Regions from separate parts of the Mus musculus genome. Here regions 2, 3 and 4 are each linked to region 1. The links are chromatin loops, found by intact Hi-C in ENCODE. Cell type or tissue: heart. All regions are shown on one strand. Region 1 holds the start of Mtr (5-methyltetrahydrofolate-homocysteine methyltransferase). Region 2 holds the start of Heatr1 (HEAT repeat containing 1). Region 3 holds the start of Lgals8 (lectin, galactose binding, soluble 8). Region 4 holds the start of Ero1b (endoplasmic reticulum oxidoreductase 1 beta).

Region 1 (8,000 bases):
ATTTATGGTTTTCCAACAGAAGTTTAAATGGTAAAACACCAAAAAACAAACAAACAATAAACAAAACACCCTGTGTTTACCATCTGCTTATCCCAAGTGTCCCACAGTGTGGGACTTTTACTTGGTTTTTAAATAAATCACCAGCTTTTCAAATAGATCGCGTCCTTTTCCCATATTTTCTAGAGCAAAGGCCACGACAGTCTGAGACTGATACATGAAATACCTTGAACAAATGCTTAGGAGCCTGGAAATAACCCACCTTATGAATCTGGTAAATAATATCAGGCTGAGTTATACTTAAGATGTCATTGTTGCCTTTCAGTGGCCTGCTGTGATCTTTAAACTCTTGACCTTGGAAATGTTCTTCACTTAGTTTGTACCGCTGGATCATGGTCCCCATCCCACCGTCTAGCACCATGATCCTCTTCCGAAGAATGGCTTCAATCTCATCCTGCAGGGTTTTCTTCATCTTTCCTTTAAAGAAAGTAAAAACTGACTTCAAAGAATGAAAGGAGATATGTGGGGGATGTAGGTAAGGGGTAGACAGTGCATAGTGTATAAGACCCCTGAGTCTGATCTCCAGCAGCAGAAGAGGAAAAAAGAAAGAGGTGGAACCCCTAACTCTTAACATGGAGTAAGGAGAGCTCATAAAAGATGCAACTACAGCACTAGAAAACTGCTGTCAAAAATGCTGACATTTCTATACAATACAATGATTTACATATTACAACGCACAGATGAATCCCCAAACAATGGTGAAGCAGGCTTAGCTACTTCTGTTTCAGAGTGCAGAAAAAAAGTCAATGACTGTTTAAGGAGCATAAGCCTAGGCCAGGCTGCAGAACTCCTCAGGACTTTCTTTGTTAATTCTATAAAGCTATTACAGTTGAACACTGGTAATTCCAACCTGACCTTCAAAATACAGCTGGTTCTTAATGGGTTAGTGTGTGAACATAAAAGATAGAAACAATTAACTACCATACTTATATAAATTTTCATCTTTGCAACAGTCCACTATATACCATAAACAACCTAAGCCCCCACACAAATTCTGAAATCTAGAAAGAAATACATAAATATATGGGTATATGTGAAAGAGTCTACAGAAACAAGAGAATCGTGAGTAGCAAACACAAATATATAAAAGAGTACACATCATAATTGAGTGGGAGTTGAAGACAGAACTCCACAACAGGTCCTTGAAAATCTACTGCTAGCCGGGCATGGTGGTACATTCCAGTAATCTCAACACTGTCAGAAGTGGGAGGATCAGGACTTCAAGGCTATTCTTATCTATACAGTGAGTTCAGAGGCCAGCCTTGGCTACATGAGCCCCTTCCTCAAAACAACAATAAAATACAATCCTTCATCATCCATATGCTTATTATCCTTAAAAAGTAAGTACAATTTATCTTAAGAGGCCACTGACTCTTCTAGTAGGAGTTTATCTTTTATTACGTTTAATTATCATTAAAGACCAGCATTCCTAATTACCATCAGAACCTTCTCTTAAATGTAAATCCCCTTGGGCCAAAGAGAAGGCTCTGTAGGAAAAAGTGCTTACTGTGTAAACCTGAGAGCCTGAGTCGCCACATCCCCAAGGTAGGAAGAAAGAACAGGTCTCCTGAGACTTTAGCCAACAGGTGCAAGCCAACATACCAGAGCCACCCCTCAAACAATAAGGAAAATTTAAAAACCAAATCCTCCCAATGACTGTCCTTTCCCTTAGCATAGTGTGGGCATTCACTGAAACTTTATTCTTCTGTAAAGAATGCGCCCCACCTCAAAGTTTCTGTGTTCAGTTCATTAGGTCTAGAATATTCTGTGTGTTTTACAACTTAATAGAGCGGATTCTATGTCTGATCTCAGCAGGAAAGTAAAGAAGGGACGACTACTCTATGTAGAACGGATTCTCTGACACATCTTTTAAGGTGAATAAAAGGCGGCATGGTTTCATAGTAACTCCCAGTAGATGATTAGAAACAGCTTTATGTTTAATATCTGTGTGCATGTAAATAAGTGCTACATAGAAAAGAGTTCTGAGACCCGTCCTGGTGAATAAGCCCATGAAGCAATTGTATTTTCCCCAATTTGAGTAGATCCTACAGCTTTGTAGAATCGGGTATTTCGTTGTTTTAGGTTTTGTTTTTCCTTCTTCTTTTCTTCCTTCTCTTGACTTGGTACCATTTGTCTTCACAGCAAATATTCCAAAGGATAAATAGATGTAGAACTGGTGACAGCACCCACCAGATGCTGAAAGGAACATAAAGTCAGGTAGTAGCCGAGAACTACCTAAGACTGGGCTACAGCTCAGGGTAAATCACTCGCCTAGCATGTACGAAGGCTTACAGCAGACTCCCTAGCACCCCAGCACTGCAAACAAACAAGTGAAAACCAAGCAACTTAAAGAATAACAAGTTATAGGACAATTAGTTCCTAATATGGGCCTGTAAGTGACATGCTACAGTGTCAGGAACACAGCTCCTCTGGAGAGAATGGCCTTAACAGGGGTCACAAAAGGACTTCCCTTTCACAGGACAAAATGGTGTAGAATAAAAAATACTTCTCTTTTTTGCACTACAAGCAAACTACCTCAATGCATTCTCAGCAGTTTCCCGCTTTGGCTACTTTACAATCTGCTCCACAAGCTCCTTGGAGGACACATCTTTCATCTGGGGCCTCTAATCTCTAGATTGAACTGATTTGCTACATTTTATAGGCATCTGTTCACATATTATCTCATTTTTGAAATATTTTTTTCTCCCACTAATTTTTAAAGGCCAGAAGAGATCTGAGCTGCTACCAATTCACTGGCTCCTTTTATTCATTCTTCCATTAGTCACTCTTAGCTAAGTTCATAAAAGCATGCAAGGGAGAAACATGAGATCACTAGAAGCTGCAGCAGAAACTTTCTCACACACAGGGTCTGAGGTTATACCCTCTCCCTGACCATCTGCTGGAGGGATTTACTCTTGGCAAGCATTCCACCACTGAACCATATCCACAGCCTGGGACATATCCAGCTTTCAGTTCAACCTTGAAGTTCGGTAATCTTAGTTCTTCCTTGAGACTTGACAGTATAACAGTAAATAACACAGAAAGAAACAAAAAACAAAAGCTGGACACCAGTGGCTAAGGGTTTTTTAGGATGTTAAAGCAACGTGGTTGTAATACCAACACATAGGTGAGAGAGGCAGAACTATTTCTAAGCTACAGGTAAGGAGCCTAGAACTTGATGTTCACCCATGGAGGAAAGTGGAGAAGAGAGCAGGGCCAGGTGCAAATAGCCAACCATTTTCTCTCATTTTCTGCAAGGGATCACTATTTAATCTATTCTAAATTTTCAGAGGCTTTCTGCAGCAATAACTATATTCAATTACTCTTCTTTTTCTAAAAAGAAAGGAAGAAGCCTGAAGCCCTAAAAGACTAAATAACCATGCCGTAACTCTATGAAAAAGAGCGATCTTTTTTTATAGCAACAGCAATGTGCTGCCGGGCAATGTCCCACTGGTTTCAAGAACAATTCTACCAGCCCTATTTGTCAGATATTCACCCTCCTCCTAGGGCTACACACTATGCCACACCATACTCACTGTTCTGTCTTAAAAAGAAACAGGATCTCATGTTACCGAGGCTGGTCCAGAACTCATTGTGTTCCAGAGAATAGCCTTAGACGTAAACCCCTTCGAGTCTAGCTTTATGCAGAGCTAGGGATTAACTAAACCAGAGCTTCCTGTCCGCTGGGCAAGCACAACCTGATGTCCTTATTACTAATTCTCTCGACTCTACGTCTTACCTCACTCACACGTCTTATAGGAATCTCTCTCCAAATCTTTAAGACACTCAAAACTGAAATTATACTCCCTTTGTGTCTTTTCTCATTGTGGAGGCCAGAGCCACCAATATCCGAGTAATTTGCGATTACTATTCTGCCTTCCATCCCCACTCCTGGGTACTGAGAGTCCAGTCAGGCAACCGTCAAGCTAAAGCCAGAGTTTCCAAAAGTAAAGAGTAGAAAAGGAAATTAAAACCCCACGTGGTTCAACTGTCTAGGCTGCCTTACCGGCCTCCCAGCATCTGAACTCGTCTCGGGCAGACAGCTTTCCGTAAACATTTACTGAATACAGTTATATCATGCAGAACTTCCCAGGAGCCCCGCGGGAAGTTGTTGCTAGAAGTTGCAGCGCTAAAGGCAGCGCTCGTCGCTCCGCCACCGGACCGAGCGTGTGCGGGTGAGTGAAGAAAGAGACCCAGCAAGGACCGCGTCCCCCCCGAACTCCAGGCTGGGTCTCCGAAGGAGAAACTCCTGGAGAGCCGAGGCACCCACAGAACCGCTAGACCTGGATGGAGGAGTTACCGAGTGACAACAGCGCAGGCGACGCGCCGCCAAGAGTCCTCCTCAAGCAGGGAAGGCTTGATCTCCAAAGAATTCCACCGCGGGCGGCTCCAGCCAGCGTTTTCTGGCCTGACGAACTGACAAGATCCCCGAAGCTCCAGAGCCGACACACCGGGCCTCCGGGTACCGTGCCTCGGGCACGCGCTTCTTACGGAACTCCCAAGCGCAGAGCTCCCCGCTACAGAGCAAGGCCGCAGCGACAGACTAAAGGAATTGACGACGTAGAGACGGCCGCCGCCGCCACTGCGCCGTTAGCTCTCCGCTCAATCTAGCCTCCGGCAGGAGGGCCCGCCCCCTTCCCGGCATGTGATTGGCCCTCAACAGCTCCTCGCCGCCGTGTATAGGCTGTTGGTCGTTACCCAATCGCCGGAGGCTTTGCTCCGTGGCCCTATGGGAGATGTAGTCCTGAGTACTGGGTCCCTATGGAGACCAGAGCGTCTCTTCCCTGAGTTCTGGAAATGGTTCCCAAAGACCTCTCCAAGTTCTAGTCGAAAAATTCATACTATAGTATTGGCTCTCATCAGTGGTGGAGTATCAAGGGCCAGGAATCTGAAGTCAGAAAATTAATTGTAGCTTAGTTTTGCAGACACTAAATATCTTGTCTCCCTCATCCACAGAAAAGAAAGACTAGAATGAAAGTGACTATTAATTTATAGGCTTGCAACAGGGGTTAAAAAAAGAACCCGTGAGTACACTATGGAAATTATGAGGCACTATAGATGCTAATGGCCACACTGATACTAAACATTTACTGAGTAAAACACTCAAGTTGAGATACACACTTGGATAGCACAAGTGGGCCAGTAAGAACTTGCACAAATAATTAAACATGGAAAGAAGAAAGTAGGAAACATCCCAAAGGGTTTATGGTATTCTAAGGCAAATAAGTATCTGGGGCAGAGACGGGAAGATTCCTGGGTTTTGCTAGCTGCCAGTCTGAATGAAAAGCCAGTGAGCTACAGGTTCAGAAAACAATCCTGGCTAAAGAAATAAGGTGGATAGTGAGAAAGGAGAATACAGATGGTCTCCTTTGGGCTCTGCAATACAGGAGCTCATTTATCTTAGCACACAGACATGCATACAATGCACACACGCACACACACACAAACAAACAAAGTAGTTGGGTCTTAAAGGAAGGGTATATTTTTTTTAGTCAGAGGAAATACACAAATAAAACATAACATTTTTTTCCCTTAGGAAGATCAAAGTTCCCTCCAAACCTAATTTGATGTTTTATTACTAGAAGCAAAGACCAGCATGGCACAGCATCACTCCAGAGGAATTAAGGAAGCACCTTGGGCTGCTTCACTCACATTCATTTGAAGAATGGATACCCCCTACCTCAGAATGCTTTAGGGAGGGGCTGCTACCCTTACATGGTTCCTTATTAAATTTGAAAAGTGCCTCAAAAGTTTTGACACCAGAAAGACACCCCAAAAACATGTGTCTAAACTGCAACTTCAGGTGAATATGACTAAAGCAGTTACATTGTGAGAAGTGCTGAAGGTATGAGATGTCTTCCCTGGCACAGGAGTGACCATGGTTCCTCACCACATGGTGTAGCCACCTGTCTTAGTTAGGGTTTTACTGCTGTGAACAGACACCATGACCAAGGCAAGTCTTATAAAAAACAACATTTAACTGGGCCTGGCTTACAGGTTCAGAGGTTCAGTCCATTATCATCAAAGTGGGAGCATGGCAGTATGCAGGCAGGCATGGGGCAGGAGGAGCTGAGAGTTCTATGTCTTCATCCAAAGGCTGCTAGTGGAAGACTGACTTCCAGGCAACTAGGGTGAGGATCTTATACCCACACCCACAGTGACACACCCATTCCAAGCAGGTCACACCTATTCCAAGAAGGCCACACCTTCAGATGGTGCCACTCCCTGGTCCAAGTTATACAAACCATCACACCACCCATGAAGAAGTTTCCCTTGAGCTGAGTTACAGGGACATTTGCTCCCTGCATGACTGCGAGCTGAGCAGTGTTGGGAGGGCATCCAGGAGGTGGAGGAGGAATGTTGCCAGCGGTGGCACCAGCTCCAAATCTGGCACCTGCATCATGCCCTCCTTCCACCAACACTGCTGAGCCAGGTGAATAGTTGGGACCAACTGCATAATAAGCCATGGGTATTGTGGAACCTAGAGGCCCAACAGCCACAGACTGGGCCATAGGCAGATACAATGAGGCGCCAGGAAATGCAGCTGACATGGTGGGGACTGTGGCAGCCCCTGGATGAACAAAGCTTGGACGATAGAGCTCTGAATATGCAGGTGGAGCATCAGTATAGGGTGGAGCCTGAGGAAGATGTAAGGTCTGAGGATATACTGGATTCCCAGGAGGTTGCACAGGGTAGGTAGGCTGTGTTGGATTGAAAGAAAAATAAAACTTGAGACCTGTGATTCATGTAATTTATGTCAAATAGCCCAAAGAGTTGTTTGTGAGCTTTGAAGCCTGGGACTGAGAACATAGCAGAACAGGCCAGGACATGCCCGGGCAGGCCTGTCGTTAAGACATTCCTGAGGCTGCTTGGCCATAAAGATAAAGAGAATGCTAAGACATGTCTGGACTGGCCTGGCGCCTCCATATCTCCCGCCCTTCTGACGTGGATTAAATGTTAACCAGATGCTCTGCTGTTACTTCGATCTGCACATACAGTTTGCTGGTGTTTAAATAAACCAATCCTGTGAAACCGCACCAATTCCTCCTACAGCCCCAGACCCTTTTCTATAAAAACCCCTAGCTTTTGAGCCTCGTGGCCAACAACCGTTGTCTCCTGTGTGAGATACATGTCGGCCCAGAGCTCCATCATTAAACTACCTTGTGTGTTTGCATCAAGACAGTCTCTCGTGATTCTTTGGGTGCACGCCGACTCGGGATACGAGTGGGGGTTTCCCCTCTAGGTTCTTTCAGGATATTGACCTCCTTTGCTGTTCATGGTGGCTCCAACATAACACCTTTTCTTTCTTTTTTTTTTGTTTTTTGTTTTTTGAGACAGGGTTTCTCAGTGTAGCCCCGGCTGTCCTGGAACTCACTTTGTAGACCAGGCTGGCCTCGAACTCAGAAGTCCGCCTGCCTCTGCCTCTGCCTCCCAAGTGCTGGGATTAAAGGCATGCACCACCACGCCCGGCATAACACTTTTTAATATAGAATTTTAGTATATAGTACAGTTTGGCTTTGAATTAGCCTCCTGTGTCTCACCAAGACCTGCAAAACACAACATTTCTTTTTTCAGATTTTAAAAACAAAGGATAGTTCAGTAAGGTCAGTGATAGTTAAAGAGATTAAAAGCAGATGTATCTAGAAAAATAAAAAGATATATAGAGCCAGGAGTATAGGGGTAGTGGTACAGGCTCATAATCCCAGCATTTAAGAGAATGAGGCAGTAGGTTTATGAGTTCCAGCCTAGCCTGGGCTACATCGCAAGACTGTGTTCATAGGAAGAAAATAAGCACAGCATTCCCATGTTACTGTAAATAACTACACCAGAGTTTTTATGTATTTTATTATTTTTTTTTTCTATGTGTTTCTCAAGAGGAGGTCTCACATTATAATCTAAACTATTCTAAACCTGTTTCCTAGCCCAGGATAACATCAAACAGG
Region 2 (8,000 bases), 140 kb after region 1:
TCCATCAAAATTCCAACACAATTCTTCACTGAACTTGAAAGGGGGAATTTTCAGCTTTATGTGGAAACACACTCACACACACACACACACACACACACACACACACGATAGTTAAAACACCCATGAATAAGAAAAGAACGGCTGGAGGTCTTCCTATCCCTAACCTCGATTGTACTATAGAACTGTAGTAATAAAAACAGCATAGCATTGGCCCCAAAATGAACACGTTGATCAATGGAATCGAATTGAAGACCCAGACATAAATTCACACTCCGTGCATACCTGATTTTTGTTAAAGAAGCCAGAAATACACACTGGGGGGGGGGGAAGACAACATCTTCAACAAATGGTGCTTGTCAAAATGGATGGCTGTAAATAGATTCATACTTACCACCCTACACAAAACTCAACTCTAAGTGAATCAAAGACCTCAACATAAGGCCAGATACACCAAATCTGGGAGGAGAGAAGAAGGTGGGGAATAGTCTTGAACCCATGGTACAGGGATTCTGAACAGAGCACTGAAAGCAGCACAGGCACTAAGAAAAACAAGGAGACCACATGAAACCGAAATGCTTCTGTATGTCAAAGGACACTATCAATCTGAACAAAGCAGCAGGCTACAGACTGCAAAAGATTCTTACCAACTACACGTCTAATAGAGTGCTAATATCTAAATATATCTAAAATACATAAATAACTTAAAAAAAAACCTGAACATTAAGAAAACAACCCAGCCAGGAGATGGTGGTGCACGCCTTTAATCCCAGCATTCTGGAGGCAGAGGCAGGCAGATTTCTGAGTTCGAGGCCAGCCTGGTCTACAAAGTGAGTTCCAGGACAGCCAGGACTATACAGAGAAACCCTGTCTTGAAAAAACAAAACAAAACAAAACAAAACAAAACAAAACACCCACCCACACAAAAAACAAACAAACAAAAAAACAATTTAAAAATGGAGTACAGATCTAAAGAGAGAATTCTTAAAGTCATAAATATAAATGGTTGTTCTATCAAAAGCAATATAGATTCAACCCAATCTCCATCAAAATTCCAACATAATTCTTCACAGAACTTGAAAGAGGGAATTTTCAGCTTTAGAAACACTAAGAGACACTCAACATCCTTAGCCATCAGGGAAATGCAAATCAAAACTACTTTGAGATTGCATCTTACCCCAGTCAGAATGACCCAGATCAATAAAACAAGTGATAGCTCATGCTGGGGGGCGTGTGAAATAAGGGGGACCCTTATCCATTGCTGGTGGGAGTGTAAACTTGCACAACCAATATGGAAATCAGTGTGACAGCCCTCTAGAGAGCTGGGAATCGATCTATCTCCAAGATCGATTATAACCTTCTTGCGCATATACTCAAAGGACTTGATATCCTACTACAGAGACACTTGCTCAACTATGTTTATTGCTGATCTACTTATAATAGCCAGAAAAGGAAAACAGACTAGATTATTGTTTGATGTTGGTCATGGGTACCACAGTAGAGAGAGAAGCTCACCAAGATACTTAGCCTTAGCCAGGCAGTGGTGGCACACGCCTTTAATCCCAGCACTTGGGAGGCAGAGGCAGGCAGATTTCTGAGTTCAAGGCCAGAAAAATAAAAAGACGCTAAGCCTTCATTTTTCTGAAGGAGCAAAGGGATTCAGCCTTCTTAGAAAAGACTGACACCCAGCTAGCTCACTCCAGTTACTTTATTCAAACATCATACAAGGTGAATTGTGGCTGGAAAAAGCTCCAGTTACCGAAGTTATCTTGCCCTTGCTGCCCATGAGAACAGACAACCTATATAAATTTCAGTCCCTTTTGATCATGGCAATCCATAATCAAAAGTAAGAATTCCAGGTTTGCCAGGACTGTCTTCAGGACCAAGATTAGTGCTCTCATATAGCACCAAGTGCAGACCCTCCAGAGAGACAACAGTGCTTCAAGGTTCAAACAGTCTCAAAACAATTTCTCAGCCTCTACTGATTGACTCAAACATAAAGGCTTTGCTGAAACATTTCTCTCAAAGCCAGACTCAAAGGCTTTACCATACATTTTACTTAAAGCCAGACATAAAGACTACACTATACTTATCACTACACTAGATGCCTATCAATGAATGAATGAGATAAAGAAAATGTGACATATTTATACAATGGAACATTACTCAGTGGTTAAACAAATGAAACCGTGAAATTCTCAGGAACATCTATGGAACTAGAAAAAACAAATCATAACCCAGATCCCCAAAGACAAAAATGGTAAATAGTCACTTATATGTGGATGTTAACTGTTAATTTTTCAATAAGCAGACTACCATCTATACAAACATAGAGATTAGGTATAAAGTAAGGGGCTGGGGGAGGGTAGGTTGGCTCTCCCTAGGAAGGGGAAATAGAATAGACAGTTATGGAAGAATGTGGTGGGATGGGATTGCAACAGGAGGATCAGAGAGAGAGAGAGAGAGAGAGAGAGAGAAGAAAGGGGTGAGGGAGGAAATACAGGGAGAGACAGCTAAAACTAAGGGCCATTTGACGGGTTGTATGGAAACTTCTAAAATATAGACATATATGAAGGTGATCCAAGTGGAATTACCAAATCATGGGAAAATGGAGCCCCAATTGGATGTCTTTCGTTACCAAATGAAGTCTCCAGTCCCAGGAATGGGTTACATCGAATCAAGTTGTTAGCCAAAGGGGCCCCATAGGCATCTCCAGACAACCCAGGCTATTGCCAAAGCTGTTGATTGCTCTCCACAAACTGACTGTAAGGCCATATTGCTGCAGACAACATCTACACAATTCATCGAACGTGGAGAAGTCGAGCTGGTGCCTACAAACAGCCTTCACACCTACTGACTAGTGTTAATGGTCCTGGGAGGTGCACTGCATGCTTACTAGAGAGAAAGGTAAAGACCAATCTAGCTACCAAACCTTTGATCGATAACAGTGAGCTGCCTGCAAGCTATGCTGGTACAATGATGGCGCAAAGTTGAGGAGTAACCAATGAATACCTGGTTGGATTTAAGGGCCAGTCCATGAGATGGATTCCATGCCTTACACTGCTTAGTGGCCAAGAATCTGAGACCAGATAGGCTAGGGAACTAATATATATATTAGACAATAGTATATATATGAGACTTTTAAATACACACACACACACACACACACACACACACACACACACACACACACACACACACACAGCTCTTAAAGACATTCTGCTATACTCAGATCAGTATTTCTTGCTTAGCTGCTACCAGAGAAACTTCCTCCTGCAGCAGAAGAGAACAAATACAGAGAGCCACAGCTGGGTAATGTCTAGAGAATGAGAGACCTCAAATACTCAGTCGTAAATATGATGTTTCCATCTAATCCCCCCCCCCACTCCCTCAGGAAGGCAAAAAGGAGGCCAAAGGGGACGGTAGGAGAGGAGGACAAAAAGATAGAAAGAGCCAGTGGGGATGGAAGACACCAGGAAAGCAAGACCTTCCAAACACAGCAGAAGAGACTGTGGCAGCACGCACGCACAGGGCTTCCACAGGTCTGGAGCAGATGGGCTTTCAGCACTGAGAGAGGAAGGACACAAGCCCCTGTCCCTAACCCAGAGGTATCTCCCACTGACAATCACTCACAAATCAGTTTTCTACAGTGGAGCTAACTCACTGTGCAAACCTAAGGCTAGGTCCCAATTACCATATGGACAATGTAAGATGAGCTAACTTGAACTAACTCTGTAGCATTTTTGGACCTTTTTTGCCTCATAATTCTTTGTCAGGGCATCTTTTCCCCTCCTTATAGGTCCTTTGCGTATATATCTCCGTTTCTGGTTTTGCATTTTTATAAGCTTTCTGTGTGTATAAGCAGGTATGTCTCTTTCTATATGTGTTTCTTGAGCTTTTTCTTTGGCACTTTTTTCTTCTCTTTGTTTTGTCTTATTCTGATGTTTGTTTTTATTTTGCCTATCGCCTTCGTCGTCATCATCGTATGTTTGTACCCTAAATAAGAAAGAGAAAAAACGGTGTGGATTTGGGTGGAAGGGGAAGTGTTGGAGGATCTGGGAAGAGTTGTGGAACGAAACTGTAACCAGAATATGAAAACAAAAAAGTTTTGTGTATTTTTTGTTTTTGTTTTTTGTTTGTTTTTGAGACAAGGTTTCTCTGTGCAGCTCTGGATATTCTGAAACTCACTCCACAAATCAGGCTTGCCTCGAATTCAGATCTGACTGCCTCTGCCTCCCTCGAGCTGGAATTAAAGAAGTGAGCCGCCACCTCCCATCTTGAAAAAAGTTATTTTCACTTAAAAAAATTAAAATGTCATGTTTCTAATAATAATAATAACAGAATAAGAAAAACACCACTCCCTAGGACTGCAGACAAGGCAAAGGTGATAAGGTTGTCAGTAACTGCGTTCAGCGAGTGTTTACTACTTACAGAGCAACCAGATTGCACTGAGAACTACAACTCACGTTAGGTTTGTGCCCTCCTCGGGTAGCATTAGAATTAGAAACGCGGCTTCCCGCGCTTCAGCCCCTCGCAGGCTGGATAAGTATCTCGTGAATGACCGGTTCCTGCTACACACCCGTAAAGCTCCCAAAGGCGGTTGGGGAAAAAGAATCCCAGACCTAAGCCTGAAGGCACATAGCAACACTGAGCGAGGCGTCGGGTACCTAGAGAAGCGAGCTGTAGCACCAAGGAGCGGAGGGGCGGGACTTATAGGTGGCTTTCTGGAAAGAAGGGGGAGGTACTGTAGGCGTGGCTTAGCACATTTTCGTGAGGGTGGAGCTTAAAGGAGGGGCGTGGAATAAATGTGGTGTCTTGGAAAGAGGTGCGGATGGAAGGCGGAGCTTAACTGGATGAGCGAGCGGAGGGTGGGGCTTTGAGGTTCAGGCCCTTAGAGGGGAAAGTAGGCGGGGAATTAAATGGCTGGCCTGAATAGGCGGAACTTAGAGTCACGGAGGCGGGGCCGTTGTATTGCGTTTTCTACAAAGGTGTCCCTTTTCTCTTGCCGTAGTGAGAAGCCGGAAGTTCCTATGAGGCGTGCTTTAGAGTTCCGGGACAGTGCCGGCACCATGTGGGAGCTGATCTGAGGAGTTGTTAGCTGTCTAATCCTGCTGATATTCCGAGTTCAGGGTGAGGAGGAGCACGGTGCGGCTAGGCGCGGCCGTGACTTGGAACGGGTGGCCGGGTGGGCCGTGAGGTCGTGGTGCAGAGCTGGGGAAAGCTGGTGCTGCGGAGGCGTAGTTAACGCAATTGCTGTGGTGGGTCCTGGAGGGTCGGGGAAGCAAGTTTCTGTGTCCTCGAAAGGACTGAGCGCTGTATTGCCAGAGCATGAGCCCTGGCCTGCCATCTGTTAAGGCGCCTGACGTTTCCTAAAAACTTTTCACGCTGTTCGTTCTTAGCCGGTGTTTTGAGACATCCGCCTCCGTGCAAGATGACGTCCTTAGCCCAGCAGCTCCAGCGACTCGCCCTCCCTCAAACTGATCCCAGCCTCCTATCGAGACGTGAAGTTGCCTCTCTGTTATTTGACCCCAAGGAGGCGGCCACAATCGACAGGGACACCGCCTTTGCCATCGGTGAGCCACCTTTCACTTAGCAAAGCTCCCAGAGCATGATATCGGGGAGTTGGGGGGGGGGGAGGTTCTGTATTTTCTTGCCCCCCCCCCCGTTCGCTTCCCGAGCAGTACCTTGTTTTCTTGGTAAGGGGGTGGGAAACAGCAATACTGCTAGATGTGTGAATGTATTTATAAATAATGGTATCTGAAATTTCACAAACTAACTAATATGTAAAAAGGAAGAAAAGTAAAGAAACCGAGACAATGACTGTGGTGTGAGAGGAGACTTTCAGAACTAGATGTAGTTTTAATGACTAAAAAGAAGGGCTCGGGTGGAGTTCTTGTCATGAAGTACTTTCTTTTCTCCTAGTGAGTGGGGGTCAGATTTATCCTATATGTTAACAACTAAAGCCAGTGTTTGAGAGTGTCTAACACATGGTAACAGAGTTCATGAGCTTGGGGGTGAGGAGAACAGGAGAGTATCTGTTGGGTTTGCCTACAAAGAAGTTACACGTGACTCTCCTCCTAGGATGCACTGGCCTGGAGGAGCTTCTTGGGATTGACCCTGCCTTTGAACAGTTTGAAGCGCCATTGTTCAGCCAGCTGGCAAAAGGCTTGGAGCGCAGCGTCCAGACCAAAGCAGTGAACAAGCAGCTGGATGAAAACATTTCATCGTTCCTCCTTCACTTGTCTCCTTATTTCCTCCTCAAGCCAGCGCAGAAGTGTCTGGAATGGCTGATTCACAGGTAGCTAAACCTTCATTAGTTGCCAACACTTGGTAAGCTAGATTGCTTTCACAAATTTCAAAGGTTAACATGATGTTTAGAATGTCAAGTGAACATGCTCTTCTTGAATAGGGTGCCATTAGTTCCTGTCTAGTGTGTTTAGGGTTTAGGGGGTTTGTTTGTTTGTTTGTTTGTTTTTTGAGACATGGTCTCAGTGTGTATCTCTGGTTGACCTCAAACTCACAGAAATCTGCCACCTTCTTCCCCAAGTCTGAGAAGTATGTCATTGTCTTTGGCTAGTTTTGTTTTGGGGATAAGGTCTTATTATAGAGCTCTCGTTTGTTGTTATTGTTGTTTGTTTTGTTTGTGGAGAGAGAGTTTCTCTGTGTAGTCTCAGCTGTCTTAGAACTCAGTGTGTACACCACCCTTGCCTCACACCCAGAGATCCACCTGCCTCTTCCTCCCAAGTGCTGGGATTAGAGGCGATACCACACCTGGCTCAAGCTGGGTTTTGACTTACTTTTTTTTTTTTTTTGCCTGTCTGGCCTGGAACTTACTAAGTAGATCAGTTTGCCTCAGATTTATAAATCTGCCTCTTTTTGCCTCCCAGGTCCTCAGTAGTGTGGTTATAAGTGTGTGCTACCAGACCAGCCTTAACTGCATCAGTACTCAGGAGCTGATGCAGCTTCACATTGCAGATCCGTTAACATGGGGGCAAAACGTACAGTTCCTTCTTACCTCGCTAGGTGTAAAGAATGTCTTTTAAAATATCAACCCAAATCACGTGGTATTAGTGATGTGCGCGTTAAGCATTTATGTACCAGGCCTTGTACTCTAAGCACTATACGTGCTAGGAACCAAACTCTGACCTCTGCGAGAGCAACAAATCCTGTAGATGGCTGAGCCATCACTACAGCCCTTCTTCATGTAACCTTTATTCAGCAAATGTTAAAGTGATAAAAAAATATATATATATCTGTAGGTTTTCCTTGGTTGCTATCTTTTAAATAAATACCTAAATAAAGTTTTACACAAGATTTAGAGAGGTAGCTATGCCAGGGTTTGTTGAGGAAAGCTTCATTCAAGTAGTGTTTTAGTTAATACCAAAGCTTGTATAAAGTAGATAGAAGGCAAGGTCTGCTACTATTAAAGTCCATGTAGGGGTTTAAGAGATTGCTCGTGGTGAAGAGTGCTTAGTGTTCTTGAAGAGGGCCTGGGTTGGGTTCTCAGTACTCACGTCAGAGCCACTTAGAGCTATCTGTAAAACTCCAGGTCCAAGTGCCCTCTGACCTTTGTGGGCAAGGGTATGCATGTGCTGCACAGGCTCACGTGGGCAATAATACATGGTGTTTTTTAAGTGCATGCAAGAGAATAGGAGAATCTTTAAACATTTTTAATGTAGAGAGACTGACAAAAAATTTTTTCAAGTTCATATACAAATTATATATGTTGTCATCTTTTCCTTTTCCATTAATTTATTTGTCATTTTCTATCTGAATAAATTAATGTGATCTTATTAATTTTTTTTTCTTTTTTGCTGGCTATGGTGCCTCATATCTTTAGTTCCAGTGCTTGGGATCAGAGGCAGGCGGAGCTCTGAGTTCAAGGCCAGACTGATCTTTAAAGCATGTTCCAGAGCATCAGGGCTACATAGAGAAACCCTGTCTTGAAAAACAACAATCCCTCCAACCCCCAACTGTCCCCCACCCCCTCCCAAAAAAACCTG
Region 3 (8,000 bases), 200 kb after region 1:
AGAGAGCCTCCCTGGAGAGGCTGACTCCTGGTTGAGGCCTTCACTGGGGTCTCCAAGAAGGCTCTTATCGCCCTAAACAACAGGACAACGCCTGAGCTTCCCTTCTAGGTGCCTGGAGTGCTCCTGTATGTGAAGCAGGCAGCCCCTCTGTGACCAGCTCCACATTACTGTCACTGTGGAGGATCTCAAAGGCCCTGAAGCATGTGCTGGATTCTGCTGGACTCTGCCCTGGCATTTCTTCCTCAGGCAGAGTTGCTCTCTGCCCTTTGGCTGCAATAACTCAGCAGCTAGGAGCCGGTACCGCCCTGTGTGGTGACTCTCAGGTGGGGCCTCAGGGAACTGGTTCCAGAAGGAGCCATCCCTCAGCTCCAGCTGGGGGTAATGCTGATGAGATGCTGATGCGTGGTTTGTGAGAATAAGACTGACGCAGACTCGTGTCTACTAGCTTCTTGGCCTGCTGGATATCAAAGGGGCTTAAGTTCCCACAAGTTGGGTGTGGAAGCTCAAGTTGCCCTTGGAAGCTGAGGCAAAAAGACTGATGTAAGCCGGAGGCTAACCTCAGCTACGAAGTCAGGTGCCCAGGTTATCTCAACAGAACAAAACCAAGAGTTCCTGGAAAACAACTACTACAAAACCCACGGGAAGACAAGGACAATGAAGAGCCCACAGATGCCACTCCACAGCACTCCTGGTACCGAGTGACGGCGACGTCTTCAAACTACTCACTCAATCTGAATGAAAAGTGACTCTGGCTTTTAATTTTTCAAATTATTTCAGTGGAACGAATGAAAGAAATATACTAAGTAGAAAAGTAAAAAAAAAAAAAAAGATACCACCAGTTACAGTGTGTACTTCATCTGTACCAAGAAGTGTTTACATGGACAGAGCTTTCGCCAGTCTGGACTGAGAACATTAAAACCTTCATGAGGTCAAATGAATGGGAAGCAGCTCCTGTCTTCCACCAAGTCCAGAAAAAGAAAACACACACACACACACTCACCACATACATATACACATGCATGCACTCTCTCCTACACATACATGCATGGATACACACACACACACACACACACACACACACACACCAAACACACACTCACCACATACATATACACATGCATGCACTCTCTCCTACACATACATGCATGGATACACACACACACCACATAAGCCTAGTCTTGTTTTTTCCAGTCCACAACCTTGAAACCTTGAGATGTTTTTAGCTACAACATACAGCAAATCACTTTAAATGTCTTTACTGATGTCAGATTTTGTAAACCGTTTTTAAACCCACTGTGACATAAGGCTATTTCTCCCCAAAATTCAGTTTGCTTGACATGGTTGTTAAACCTTTCTTTCACTGTGGTACTGGAAGTTATGGAGGGAAATCACAGCTAGGTTGTCAACAGGCGCAGCCAGTTCACTGACTTTCACCAATTCTACTGCCCAAGAGTCTCCTAGGGGCGTCACCAAAAACCAGTGGCCCTATGTCAGGTCTCTAACAACAGTGGTGGCAAAAGGAAACCTGGCACATCTAGAGAGGCTAGCCAGCACAGAAAACCAGAAAGCTCTTGACAGCTTTCCAGAAGGCCAGGATGTTGACTGCGTTTTCTAGCAGTCAGTCAGACTCCCACCAGCAGCCTAAACTGGACAACATGGTTTGCTCAGCTCTCTTGCCTCTGGCTCTCCACATTTCCTCTGCTACACTTCCAAGCAGTGTTGGGAAAACAGAGCAGAAGTCTGAGACATTAACTTCTTGTGTACAGTTCTCATTTCAAAAACACCACAAAAAGCCAGGTGTGGAGGAGCACACCAGTCTATAATCCCAGTACTGGGGTTTCAGGCAAGTGGATTTCAAGTTTGAGGTCAGACTGGACAACATGGCAATGCCACATCTTAAAACAAGCAAGCAGCCAGGCAGGGGGAGGGCACATACCTTTAATCCCAGCACTCGGGAGGCAGAGGCAGGCGGATTTCTGAGTTCGAGGCCAGCCTGGTCTACAAAGTGAGTTCCAGGACAGCCAGAGCTACACAGAGAAAACCAACCAACCAAACAAACAATCAGAAAAAACTGACAAGTGAATGGACAGTGAGTGGTGGGTGGACGGACAGTGCGGCCTAGTGCTATCATCCACCCAAATCATGAAGTCATAGGTGCTAGCGTCTATACAACAGATGGGCAGACAGACAGACAGACAGGGGAAGGAAGGAAGCCAGTACCATAGCTCAGCAGGTAAAGGTGCCTCCTGCCAAATCTGATCACCTGAGTTCAACTTCCAGACCCAAATGGTAGAATATAATTTCCCAAGAGTTGTCCCCAGACCTTCCCTTCATGTGTGTGTTGTAGCGTCAAGGTTTATGCATACATGTGTGTGTGTGTGTGTGTGTGTGTGTGTGTGTGCTAACTGAACTGTGTGTTCATGCCTGGCCCCAGTGATAATTACAACTTGAGTGTATTTCCTGTCAATCCTACCACAGGCAAAAAAAAAAAAAAAAAAAAAAAAAAAAAAGGTAAAAATCTGTTACCGGGTTATAGATGATATTTTGTAGGTTATTTAAGGACAACATTTTTCTTTTTCAACTTATTGATATTGTTGATTGGAGTCTCTCTTCCGTATACACACTTTACCCACTCTTCATTTAAGGATTACTCAAAGTAAAAACTTGTCCTGTGTAAAAACAATATAGAAAAACAGCCATGCGTGATTTTTCTCTACATCAAACTTTTCTATGTAAATTATATTACTTTACGGATAGTTACCAAATAAGTGTTAGTATAACCAAAGTCCTACCATATAGTCTTCATAACATACTTAGAAATGAAATAATTTTTTTTTTCTGAGACAGGGTTTCTCTATGTAGCCCTGGCTATCCTGGAACTCACTCTGTAGACCAGGCTGGCCTTGAACTCAGAAATTTGCCTGCCTCTGCATTCCAAGCGCTGGGATTAAAGGCATGTGCCACCATGCCTGGCCTTAAATGAAATAATTTTAAGTGATCAGTGCAGGAATTATTTAAAAAATATGTAAGGAGGAAATTACATGAAGTTTCCTGTTAAAAATACTAAAACTGTAAGTGTGGTGGCACAATACCTGTGATCGAAGCCACTTGTGAGCAAGCCTGCGACAGGAAGAACAATTGGACCCTAGCCTAGGTGAGTTAGATCCCGTGTGGCAGGCAGTTCACATAAGAATGGCTCCCATAGGTTCATAGGTTTGAATGCTTAATCACCAAAGAGTGGAACTATTTAAAAGGATTAAGAGGTATAGCCCAAGCCAGGCCCAGTGCCTCTCCCTTCCTGCGGCCTGGGAATCCGGATGTAGAACTTTCAGCTGCTTCTCCAGCACCACGTCTGCCTGCATGCCACGTGCTTTCTAGTCATGGTGACAATGGACTTGAACCTCTCAGACTATAAGCAAGCCCCAGTTAAACGCGTTCCTTTTAAAGAGTTGCTATGGTCATGGTGTCTCTTCACAGCAGGAGAATAGAGACTAAGGCATCCTGTCTCAAGATAATGTTTAAGGGCTGAATAGAGAGCTTGCCTAGTGTGATGAGGCCCTGGGTTCTGTGCCAGCACTGCAAAACCAAACAAATCAAAAGCAGTAAATACAAATAAAATACAAGCTAGGAAATAACACAAAACCAAGACACAAATATCACTCAAGCAGTGCTTTGAAACCAGGACAATATTCATTTAACTTTTCCTATTAGTAAAACAAGTAGGAATCACATCATAGGATTGCCCTGAGGATTGTACTAGTTTAAATAGCAGAAAACAGCTCTGTATGTGTTAGCTATTATTGCTAGAAAACATTGCTCTTCTTCAACCAGCCAAATTAAGTAAGTTGAGGGTGGGGTGGGGGTGGCAGAGTTACTCCGGGGAATACCAAATGCAATGTTTTGCATCAGCCCGGTTTTGAAAGATAAGAGCGCCCCCTCGGCACTGCGCCCTGCCCACTGAATCATTTACTACCTCTAGTCCTGATGACTCAAACCAGAACCAAGCCAGAAAATGAAACTAGAGTTTCCTGTCTTTTACTTCCTACAGTTCCGCCAGGCTGTAGACAATAGGCACTCGCCAAATCTCTTATTTTACCGGAGAAAAGAAAATTGCATCTCTCTTGGTTACACCCCTAAAAACCACCCTAGACCCCTACCTAGTATCTGTCACTAACTCATTTTATTCAAATCCTCTGAGCCTTTAATTCTGTTCTGTGCAATCCAGGAAGCACGAACTAGAGCAAAAAGGAGACAAGGAATTGCCATCACCACATCCATAATTGATATCTTTCCCGGAGAGAGATCAAGATGGCCTAGGTTGGCATTAAATAACTACTCTCCGAAGTCTCCAGACACGTATCACCGTCAGTCACAACAAGCCGTGGCTTAGGTTTAGGACGATTCCCAAACCCAGAGAAATTGCGTTTCCCCGTGTTTAACGTTGGGATAGAATGACGCAGCATGCTAAAGTGCGTGTCTGGAATAACGGAGTGTGACACAGCTGTCAACTGTCCCTGGGCCTGTCATTCTTGGGGATCCAGGTGATGCTCGCCCTTTCCCTGGCAGGTGAGCCGCCGAGCGGAGAGCCCTCACCGCAGCAGTCAGCGTTGTCCCGACACTACGGTCCCAGTACAAGCCTCAACCCACGATCGCTCCCGGTGTCCGGTGCCCCGTGCATGTGTCACGGAGGAGACGGCGGGATGCCGTGTCCACACTCGGATTCCGGTCCGGGAACAGTGGTATCCCGATGTCCCTGAGCCCGCAGTCGCCAGGACTCACCCCGGTGGTAGTAAGCGCTTTGCTCCGACTTGTGTCCCCTGACGGACGCCGTCCGGTTCCCGGAGCCGCCACAGGCAGAGGGCGGGGTCAGCCCGCGGCCGTTTCCGCGAGAACGACTGCAGGGGCGGGGCGTCCGAGTGCTGCGAGCTGGGGCTGTTGGGCTCTTAATGTCACACACGCAGACCTATGGCTGGCTGTGGGAGTGGCTGGCTGGGGTTGGGGTGTGGCTCACCTCACGTGCTGGAAGCCCCCAGGTTGATTTCCACCCAGCTCTGCACAAATCGGTCGGGGTGCACCCCTGTAGTTCCAGCCCTGCGAGGTGGAGGCAGGAGGACCACAAGTTCAATGTCATACTGGAGAACTTAAGGAATTCGGGGTCACTCTGGGACAGATACCTGATCTCAAGGGTGTTAAAAATACACTTAAAGAATAATCGTGGGGGGTGTGGCCGGGGTACTCCTGGGTTTGCCTCCTTTGCAGCCTTGGGTCAGAACTGAACAATGTTGTGAGCCAATCAGATTTAGCAGCCACTCATTGCCAATAACTAGCCTTGTGTGTGGAGGAATTCGTTCTTCTTTGTCCCTGCAAGAAACCCCATCCTGTGAGCAGTAGCCAGAACATGTCAACACTGGGTGATTGGCCGCTTATTCTGTGCTGGAGTTTACTACAGGGAACGCTTCCTTAGGAAACAGTTTAGACACTGATGCTCAGTTCTGAGCAGAGTAGATGGTCAATAAGCACTGAGCTGCATAGTCAGGGCGCTGCACTGCTGACGGTTTGCCCCGTATTTGTACGAACAAACTTAAATAAAACTGTAGGGCGCTGAGAATGGCTGACTGAGCTACCTAGTTTTGATGTCCTAATGGCCTCAAGGTTATGTTCTTTTCTAGATATTAGCCATGTTTGTTTTTAAAGGACATGTTTGACATAGCCATTTGGTCTTTTTCTCTGGCTGTGTGTTTTATTTTGTTTTGAACTTGTATTTTATTTTTTTAAAGCCTCTTAGCAGCAACCTCGTGTTCTGATTCGTTACTTTTTCTCCTTCCTCATGTCCATTTTCTAATTTTGATTAACTCCTCAAGATTCTACTTTAATAGCTGGAGTTAACCCTTGATGTATGTTGTCTTAGCTCTGTTGTTATTACTAGGTGTGGTAGGCTTCTCACTACACTTTCTGGGGTTTGTAAGAGATAGGGTGTGGAGAGCTTTTGGAGCCCGTTTCTAGAAACTTTGCAGGAATTAAACATTGGGCCAGGACACAGAAGTAAGCTCAGGCAGGAATATCGTTTTGGGCTAGAGCAAAGAAGTAGGCTTCAGTCAAGAATGTGACTTTGGGCTAGGAGAGGGAAGTAGGCTCAGATATCTTGGTCATCTTGATAAGCCCCTGCCTGGAAACATTGATCACAGGACTTTGTTCCTTGACTGTTTGTGTTTATAGTCCTGCTTGTCCTTGACCCAGAACTGATATTATTTTGCATGTACTTAAACTGGTATCAAAGCAGACTGGAAAAACATTATAAGCCTGACTCAGCCTCAGAACTCGCTGGGGTCATGCCACAGTGTTGTCTTGTTGTCTTTTTTCTTTTTAATTCCGACTCCCTCCCTGGAGAACCTGTTGACTGACGGAGCTGGCTTGGTCAATAGGGAATCTGCCATACACATTCCCAACCCTACTGTAATGCCTCTAAAGAAGGGCTCCCCAGGCTTCGGTTGAGTGCTACATTATTCAAAATGAAGAGCAGTTGAGTTATCTTCAGTTTTGCCTGAGTTGACCCCTTCTTTACAGAGTTAAAATAATAAATTCACCTCAGAGCTGGATGCATTCCAAGGTGTGGGAATAGCTAGTACAAAATCCCGGAGCTGCTGAGAGCAACTGTGTGCTCTGAAAATAAAGATCAGCATGCTGAGGCTGATGGGTGGGAGGAAGAGGGGATGACAGCTTGGAAGTGAGGTCCTTTAGGAGTGCAGATAGGAGGAGGAAACAGACTTGGCCAGAGCCTGGGAGAAAAGTCAGGAAAAGAGAGGGGGATTAAGGGAGAGAGAGAGAGAGAGAGAGAGAGAGAGAGAGAGAGAGACTTTAGAGACCGACCTGCTGGGAATGGCTATGGGTATCCAAAACAGAGAACATCCAGGTTTCTGAATGCTCTGAGGGGTCAAAGAGCAGGAACAGGATCAATGCGTGTTGTGTAGCTGCCGGGCTCACTGGAAACTGACTTTAAAGAAGTGTAGAAATGAGAGCTGGAGAAGCCCTGTGAAGAGGGCTCATAAACTCGCAAAACACTTAGCTGGGAAGAATTGAGAATCGAGCAAGTGGAAGAGTAAGGAAAGCTTTTCACTGGGGCTGGAGAGATGCCCACCCTTGCATAAGTGTTTCTGCTCTGACTTCATATGTTTCAATGGAGAATCAGTTTGGAATATTCTGTCCAGTTTTTTAAAAGGCTATTCATAGGCTGGGCAGTGATGTCCTTCAATCCCAGTACTCAGAAGACAGAGGGAGGTGAATCTCTTTGAGTTTGGGGACAGCCTGGTCTATAGAGGGAGTTTCAGGACAGCCAAGGCTACACAGAGAAACTCTGTCTCAAAAAACCAAAATCAACCAAACAAACAAAAAAACAAAACAAAAAATACTATTCATGGACACGAATGGTGCACAGACCTACATGTAGGCAGAACACAAAAAATAAAAAATGTTAAAGTTTAAAATGCCATTTATAATCCACTACATTATTTGTAAAACTCACTAGTAGGTTGTAGCCAGACATCCATGAACATTTAATGAAGATTAAAGTCTACTCAGACCAGCTAGGAGAGCCAATTTGTGCTGTCTCACTTGTCTTGCTTCTCAGGATTTTTTTCTCTTAAAAGCCAGATGTGAAACATTTACCATCATGTGACTGACAACCAAATGTGTGTAGAGGCCAGAGGTTAACCTGGGTATCGTTACTGCAGAGTCACCCATCTTCCTTTTTTTTTTTTTTTTTTTTTTTTTGATTTTTTCGAGACAGGGTTTCTCTATAGGCCTGGCTGTCCTGGAACTCACTTTGTAGACCAGGCTGGCCTCGAACTCAGAAATCTGCCTGCCTCTGCCTCTGCCTCCCAAGTGCTGGGATTAAAGGCGTGCGCCACCACCGCCCGGCCCATCTTCCTTTTTGAGACAGGACATCTCACTGAGACCTGGAGCTTTTGGGTTTCGCTAGACTAGCTGGCCTGCAAACTCTAGGA
Region 4 (8,000 bases), 310 kb after region 1:
GGATGGACTCACCTGTTTCCCCTTCAGTTGTTTCTTGCTGGTCACAGCAATGAGAAAAGTAACAGATCATCTGTACTGAGAACATTGACCCACCCTCACCACGTCAATGGGAAATCATCACTGTTTGCCCCGAAGGACTTGTACTAATTGACAAAAATTGGTCCTCACTCTTTCTACAATTGATCTGTGAGGCTCATATATTTTTTTCCACTGAAAGAAAAACAATTTTCCTGTCCCTTAGTTCCAGAAAATTAGGCTTGTCTAAGCCAGGTGGTTTGTAAATAATAAATTGCATTATCTGCAAAAACATATTACAGCTTTATTTGGTATACTTTTCTGTGTACCCATAGACCGGGACATCTGTGACAATTTAATGAATATAGAGTGCAAGCCAAGGTTAGAAAGAAAGAAAGAAAGAAAGAAAGAAAGAAAGAAAGAAAGGATGAAAGAAAGGAAGGAAGGAAGGAAGGAAGGAAGAAAGAAAGAAAGAAAGAAAGAAAGAAAGAAAGAAAGAAAGAAAGAAAGAAAGAAAAGTGCTTTTAAAGCCAGGCCTGGAGGCAGGCCTGCAATTCTGGCTACTCAGTTGGCTTGAGGCACGTACATGGAAATCTCATGGCCTCTCTAGGCAACTTAGCAAGATTTAAAAAAGGGAGTTGGAGAGATGGCTCAGTGGTTAAGAACGCTTGCTGCCCTTGCAGAAGGGCCCAGTTCTCTCCTAACCACCCATAGCAGGCAGCCCCCAGCCTCCTATAACTCCAGTTCCAGGGGGATCTGATTCCTTTCTCTGTCATCTGCAGGCACTGCATGCACACACATATATGCATAAATAAAAATGTTTTTAAAATGAAACCATGAAGAGGGCCAGGGACATGGCTCAGTAGTAGAGTGCTTGTCTGACATGTGTGAGGCCCTAGGTTCAATTTCTACAACCACAAAAAATAAAGTAAATTCGTGAGACATACTTAGAGAATGGCTTCCATGAATTTGTGTACCTCTTCCCATTCTTTGTAATCCTGCAGGATTTCTGTTCTCTCTCTCTCTCTCTCTCTCTCTCTCTCTCTCTCTCTCTCTCTTTCTCTCTCCCCTTCTTTACCTCCCCTCATCTCCCCTTCTCTCAGCTAAACTTGAGGAGTAATTTGAAGTTTGATGGGAGGATAGAGTGTGAAAAGTAACCGAGAACAATGAGCCAAGCCAATGGGAATGTTCTGGAAAAGTCCAGAACGGTCCATGCTCCTTTTGGTCCTTGAGTCACACCCCGATGGACTCACTTTTCTGGAACTGTAAGTGATGAAGCCTTGTTCATTCCCAAAGTTGCCAGTTTTCCTGACTTATTACTAGTTTTCTTATTGTTTTTAAATCTAGCTGGATCTGAATTTTTCTATAGCTTGCTACAAAGGTTCTTCCTGTTTCAACTTGCAAACCCCTAACTAGGATGGGAAGTTTGAAGTTAAGGAGTGTAGGTAAGGAGCATGGGTATCATTATAAAGGCAATGCCTGCTCTAATAAGAAATAAACCGCAAGGCTAAAACAGAGGACAGTAGCTTATTCATCAATTAATCAACTCCTCATCCTGCTCATTACAGCAAACGCTAAAACAGATCACAGCACAGGGCAATGTGAACCTTTCTTTTTCATGAAAAACACCCATGTCTGATTTCACTCACTGAGAGAAAAAAATGTTTCCAAACATTGTGAGTAAAGTTTCTGAGCTAAAACAAATGGTGTGTGTGCCATTATAATCTTTGTAAACTTGTTTTTCTTCTACCAATTGAAAAGTTGATAGAAAAGCTCAAGTTTTTCTTTGTGACAGGCCCTGAAGTGCTCCGAATGACAGGCATGGTTTCTGCCCTTGATATCAGATATTTAAAATGTGAAATTTAAAAATAAGGCAGTTTATAACTAAAAAAAATGGCTATGTTCCATGATGTACACATTATCTGGGCCAATTGCAGCACAAAGGGACCTGAGGAAAGTCCCATGCATACCCAAAGCGCAGAGCGATGAAGAGCATAGAAAGGCAGCTTTGAGAAGCAAGTCGCACACAGTTCTCTGTTAGCTATGTGGAGAAAAGGGAGCTGGTGACATGGGAAGATGGCCTGTGAAGTTCCAGGGTCTTGGACTGGTTTATTGTTCTGTTGTCTCCGCCTTAAAAGTCTTCTCATTTCCCCTGGACTTTCATTTCTGGCTGACCCTACAGATCATGCAGTGGGTCTAGATGGAATCATGGATGCGAATGTTCTCATGTTACCAGAGAGGCCAGAGGAGATTTTGAAGATGTGATTAAGGATTTTGAGATCAGGAAATTGCCTGGGTTATCCGGGTGAGCACCATGCAATCGAAAGTCTTTATATGTAGGGACACAAGAGAGATAGGGTCAGAAAGCACAGACGACAAAAGCAGGCTATGCCACTGTGTCATGTGAGGTCCTGAATCTAGGAATTTGATTGGCCATAGAAGCTAGAAAAAGCAAGGAAACATTATTCTCTAGAATATTCCAAATGGATGCAGTTTGTTTTAGTTTTCTGGCTTCCAGAATGTAAGATAATACATTGGGGTTGTTTTCAATCACTACCCTTCTGGTCATTTGTTACATCAACAATGACAAATTGATACATACTACTGAATGTAAGTTTCCTATAACTCAGGAATATCGGTAAAGTTAGCGATTACCATTAATTGATCACTTATTTGCTAGGGACTACAGGAAGCTTATGTACATAACCTTACATAATCCCAGAACAATATTTGAGGTGTAATTAAGACCACAAAACCATCTAGAATGTGTTACATTTGGGATAGTCTATGTCCCTTTAAGCTTTTCTGTGCGTTTATCCCGATTCTTCGTTTTTCACTGTATAGACTGGGGTTTTCCTTCATCCTTTAAAATGTATTATAGATTTTCTGGTGTTGGTAGAGGAGTAGTGGAGACACCAAGCAATGATACTTCTGGGGCATGTGACATGAAGGAGGTGCTGAAGACTTCCTGACAAGATGCCAGGTGGTTTTAGGTAGCTGCAGAGGTGAGAAAAAAGGCAAAGAAAGCTCTTGGGAATAGCAAGTCAAAGATTCGGCCGGCCTGGCGAGAAAATCCTGGCCCCAGTAGGTCAAGCGGTGACAAAGAGCTATTGGCATAGTGCCTGAAGACCTGCGGGGATGGGGGTGGACAGTCTTGTTTCTCAGAGCGACGAAACAGAGGTTCCACCACCTCAGGCCAACCCCTAAAACAGCACCCACTCTCCCGCCTGCTCCTGGGTGTTTTGGAGGCCTCGTGGTCCCGCCTCATTGGCCGCCGCGGAGCCCCGCCTCAGGGAGGCAGAGCGACCTCCGAGCCTGTAGTTCTCCATTTTCAAGACCTTCCCACTGTGGGGGGGCCCCAAGGGGCTACAGGGACTACAACTCCCAGAAGGCTTTGCGCAGAGGGCGTGATCATAACTGAGGACGCCGGGGGCGGGGCCTCCTGGGATGAAGCGGGGGCGCGCAGCACTGGTACATCAGTCGCTGCTGCTGCGAACGGTAGAGTGTTCCTTGCCCGAGACCGGCGCTCAGACCCCGGGTCCTGGAGGCTCCCGGCTCCCAGGCACTGCCCCCTGCTGTCGTCGTCGCGGCGGGCCGTCGTTCCCCAGCCCCGATCGGCCGAGGCGACGGCAGCGGCCGAGGTCACCATGAGTCCGGGGTTCCGCCGGGCCGTTACTGGGCAGGGGGCGGCGGCCGCGGTGCAACTGCTTGTCACCCTGAGCTTCCTCTCAAGTCTGGTCAAGACTCAGGTAAGCCCGAGGACCAAAGGCAGGGGACGGGTCACGCCGGCGTCGCCGAGAGGCCGAGGTGCAGGTGCGAGTGGCCAGCCAGGGATTGAGAACCGCGCCGGCTAGTGCGGGAAACGTCTGTAAAGCGCGGCGGGCGCGGGGACACGACACGCGTGGTGATGGTTTACGGAAGAGGAAGATGGTGACGGCCAGTAAGCGCTAGCGGCTTTATCTTTGTGATGGTGACGGGGAGACACAAGTCTTGAGTGGTGAAGGTGTTGGGGACACAAACCTCTGACATCCTTCCCTCAGATGACAGGGAGGCAGACCCTCCATCCTCTTCCTGGGCTAGAGGGGGCATTACTTCATTTCCTTGAACTTGTGCTCTAGAGATAGCTATAGGCATTACCCGCTTTATAATTATCCACCTGTCCTACGTATGCAAAGTGGCATGCCAGGTGAGCCCAGTTATGACACTGGAGGGCCTAGGCCCCTACTGTGGGCTTCTTAAGTCTATAGTGAGGCTTGCTGGCTGGACAGTCCGGTAGACTTTGACGTTGCCTTGGTTAGGCAGGTATTACTGAAGTGTTCACTACATACTCGAAAGCCAAAGCACAGCCTCTTGCCTTGAAAAGAGATAGGTTAGCTCTGCCTCTTTTAGTGAGGAAGGTTTGAACAGGTTGCCAGATGCTGCTATATCTTGTCTGCACCTGCTGCAAAGTGCTAGCTCGAAGAGCCAAAACCGAAGAAAAACAAAAGTGTCTCAGATGGCCTGATAATGAGGGGCATGCAGTTTGAAGCAATTAACACTCATTGCTAAGAGAAAAAAAAATGATGGTAACTGTGAGAGTAACCGTGTAAACATGTTTTTCTGCCTTGTTCATGGTGTTATGGTGTCCAGCATGAAGTCCTAGAATACAAGAATATTCTGTTTGTGTCCATGTGTGAGTTCTCTTGAATGATTTGATAAAAATAAACAGCTAGGAACAGTGGCATACACCTGTAGCCTCAGCTCTCAGGGGTAAAAAACACAAACAGTAGGAAAAACAGTAGGATTGCCGCAGGTTGGACGCTGGCCTACATATTGAGATTCTGGGTTAGCCAGGACTACATAGCAAGACCCTCTCTCAAAAAACTAAACAATGAACCAGTCAGAGAAAAGAAGGAAGAAAGGGAAAGGAAAAGAAACCTTTTGTTAAACGTGGAGCTTGCTGAGTCCATCTGGAACTGAGCAAGGAATCAGAATTTTAAACAAGCCTTGTAAGTGTCTGTGATGCAATTGTTCTTTCCACTATACTTTAGTCAGGCTTGGCAAACACTATGATAGGATTCTGGGTGTATCTATCAGATTTAGAAAAAATAAATTTCCTAGGCTGTCAATAGCAAAGTTACTTTGTAGTTACTAGTTTGAGTGTTTGACTTGAGTGGAGCTTACATTTAGAACTTTTAAATAAAGTCTGATTTCTTGTTTTCTTGCTTGATATATGTCATTAATTAATTGTATACTTTTAAAATCACTAGTCTAGAAGCTTCACTTAAGGTTTCTCTAGCTACCAATAATCACATGTAATTAGTGGTTTATAATGTACCTGTAATTCTATTTGTTGATATATATTTGTAATATATATATCAACAATAAAATATTTGTGCATTTCAAAGTAACACCGTGCCTGTCTACAAAAGTATATTTTGTTCTTCTAAATACAGTTTTGATGTCATTTTTAGATAGCACTTTAACCTGTAACATGTTTAATTATATATTACCTCATTTTATTTGGTACATATCATGTGTAAGGCTGTGGTGGTTAAGTGAAGTTCAGAGAGCTTAATTGGCTTATTAAGTTACATAAACTGGGGCCCTAATGTAGCCCTTTATGCTCTACCCAGCATTAACAAATCAGCATACTTGCTTCAGTGGACAGAAAAACAGAGACCAGACAATCAGAAGGTGGAACATAGACAGTTCCTCTACTTCTCATGCATCCTAAACTTGGGGGACGGGGTGTGCAGGGGGAGAAAGAGTAAAAGTAAGAGGAAGAATTAGAATTGTTGAACAAACACCTCTGTTCACAAGAAATCAAAGTCATTTAAGGAAATAGGTACTTTGCCTTCTATATTGAAAGCAGGAAAATGTTTTTGACTATGTGAGAGGATGTTCATTTGTATATCTGATGCCCCATTTTCTTATAAATGAAATGCAAATATGGTTCATGGCATGCTAACATACAGTTTTCCTGTAAAAGGATATTTCTGTCAAATATATTTGAAACCCTTTAAAATGCCCATCTGAGGTGGCATGAAATCAAGGAACACAGAGCTCCCCACTAAATGGAGGTCAGAAATGTGGGACTCATTCCACTACCCGGAGGATTTGTTTCTTTTAAACCTGAAGACCAAGCTTTTAGTCTCACAGCTTCGTGGAGGTAGAATTGGTAAGAAATAACACCAGTGTCTTCCCTAAAAATGGAAAAATCATAAGAGACCCCCAAAGAGATACATTGTTAGTGTAAGTGTGAATGGAAAATGAGCCCCATTTTGTGGAAAAGGAAAAAAGTTACGAAGAAGGGGCTGAAAACTCGGCTGAGAAGCTGTGACTGTGAGCAGCCCCTCCCTCACGTGCCTTTTCAGGCTTACTCTGTATCACTCGTGCTAGGATGAGCTTTGGCTAGAAGTGGAATTCACAGCAAGCCCAGGTTACCAGAGAGAGCAAATATCCGTTCCTCCTAGAGAAGTGTGTTTTCAACTCAAGGACTTAAGAGATTTCAGAGATAGTGTCCAGTGGAGTAAACAGCTAGGAGCGTGCCAAAAAAAGTTATCACAAGCCACAAGGCACTAGGTACCTTGAATCAGATACAAATAGCCCCCGGCTTATGATGGTTGAATTTTTGGCTTACGATGGTTGGACTTTTTTTTTTTTCTTTAAATTACACAGGTGAGAAAGCTATATCTGCTTAGTAGAAACTACTTCGTAATTTGATACTTTTTTTTTTCTGTTATGCTAGTTCTGTAATTTCAGTGCTAGGAAGGGACAGTGAGCAACAGTTCACCATCAGCTATGCCAACACAAGCATAATAAACAACTCAGACTCCACAAGTTGTCTCCTGAGGTTCTGATCCATGCTGTATGGTAGGCTATGTGTCTCAATTGCATTTCCATTTGATATTTTTGTTTTAGTGGGTTTATTGGGAGGGGAGCAATTTCTCATGGAAAGTTGAGGAACACCTATAAGTGGAAACACTCAAGACAATACCTTAGGCTCTGAAATTTTTAAGTAGGTAATTTAATATCAGTTTTAGTGTACTTAAGAAAAGCATAGAAGTATTAAACATCTAAAAGAATAGCCAGAAGGTTAAAAATAATGAAATTGACGTGTTCAAAGTAAAATTTAAGCCAAGTATGGTGGTATGCACTCATAATCTCAAGAATGAGTGAACAAAATCAGAAGTTCAAGGTTGGCTTTAGTTGCAGAGCCAACTCCTTGTTAGCCTGAGCTACTTGAGTCTCTGTCTCAAAAGACCAGCGGGGAAGGGAAGTAAGATTTAAAACTAAAAGGGTGAATTAATTAAATAGCTGATTATACCTAGCTTAAGAAATAACGGTTACAGATTTTCCTAAATAATCCTTTGTCACCCACTCTTCTGCCCTATCGGCTTCACGCCTAACAAAAGAGAATTTCCACAGAGTAATCCACTTCCTGGACTCTGTACCAACTGTTGTGATCCTGTTGGTTATAGCCATGGATGAATCATTCGTGCTCTTATAGCATGTGTTAGGGTCCATTTCTTCTTTTCTTCTCAAGGCTGTGGTTCTCGCCATGTTTTCACTTCCCCCACCTCATTAGTTTCTCCTTAACGAGCTGTCACTGTCATCCTAGCAGATGACCTTGGGTCTTGGTGCTGCGCTCTTGTCCTTGTTGAACACTTTTCCTGACTGAGCTGCCACCTGCCCCTTTTAATTTCTGTATCTGGAAAAATTCCTAGGCTGTCTTCATTTCATTTTTCCTGACTTGTTTTGTTTAACCTATTCATTACAGTCAGACTGTACCAAATTGTACTTCTACTGCCCTGAAATCTCTCTTGTCGAGGGTTCCCAGTGTCTTTCTTGCTAAGACTGTATAGTTCCTAAACCTCAGGTTCTACCTGTTGGAAGAATTGTTGTTACAGCTCAGCCTTTACTCACTTAAGTGCTTGCTTTGGTATCCAGGATGCTAACTTTTCTGGTCCACTTCCTCTGTAGTGGCCTCGTCTACTTTAGAA

What was found. Hi-C counts contacts between places; a loop is a spot of excess contacts. Peaks named below come from ENCODE experiments on the same cell type or tissue, not always from the same donor. Only the 100,000 strongest peaks of a DNase experiment are listed, where the experiment ranks them.
Region 2: it touches region 1 in a loop (4-fold over the local background); 8 of 42 quality-filtered maps call a loop at or near these places.
Region 3: a loop joins it to region 1, with 8 times the contacts of the local background. A loop is called at or near these places in 2 of 42 quality-filtered maps.
Region 4: a loop joins it to region 1, with 5 times the contacts of the local background. A loop is called at or near these places in 6 of 42 quality-filtered maps.

What each region holds. Positions count from the first base shown.
Region 1 is chr13:12,253,505-12,261,504 of GRCm38, forward strand. Mtr (5-methyltetrahydrofolate-homocysteine methyltransferase) reads right to left here and starts at 4,609. Exons shown (of 33, transcript NM_001081128.3): 1 at 4,358-4,609; 2 at 260-474. The coding sequence starts at 469. In heart, no CTCF peak of the experiment used is centred here; a DNase peak (open chromatin) is centred at 4,707; H3K4me3 peaks cover 2,208 bases; H3K27ac peaks cover 1,491 bases.
Region 2 is chr13:12,390,344-12,398,343 of GRCm38, forward strand. It overlaps Heatr1 (HEAT repeat containing 1), which reads left to right and starts at 5,032. Exons shown (of 45, transcript NM_144835.4): 1 at 5,032-5,127; 2 at 5,397-5,570; 3 at 6,079-6,295. The coding sequence starts at 5,429. In heart, no CTCF peak of the experiment used is centred here; a DNase peak (open chromatin) is centred at 4,878; H3K4me3 peaks cover 2,245 bases; H3K27ac peaks cover 1,304 bases.
Region 3 is chr13:12,456,648-12,464,647 of GRCm38, forward strand. It overlaps Lgals8 (lectin, galactose binding, soluble 8), which reads right to left and starts at 5,091. Exons shown (of 10, transcript NM_001199043.1): 1 at 4,594-5,091; 2 at 2,527-2,669. The coding sequence starts at 2,568. In heart, a CTCF peak has its summit at 3,954; DNase peaks (open chromatin) are centred at 3,944 and 4,864; H3K4me3 peaks cover 2,213 bases; H3K27ac peaks cover 1,895 bases.
Region 4 is chr13:12,562,415-12,570,414 of GRCm38, forward strand. Ero1b (endoplasmic reticulum oxidoreductase 1 beta) reads left to right here and starts at 3,469. Exons shown (of 16, transcript NM_026184.2): 1 at 3,469-3,764. The coding sequence starts at 3,663. In heart, a CTCF peak has its summit at 3,572 (motif pointing left); a DNase peak (open chromatin) is centred at 3,387; H3K4me3 peaks cover 1,638 bases; H3K27ac peaks cover 1,116 bases; H3K27me3 peaks cover 293 bases.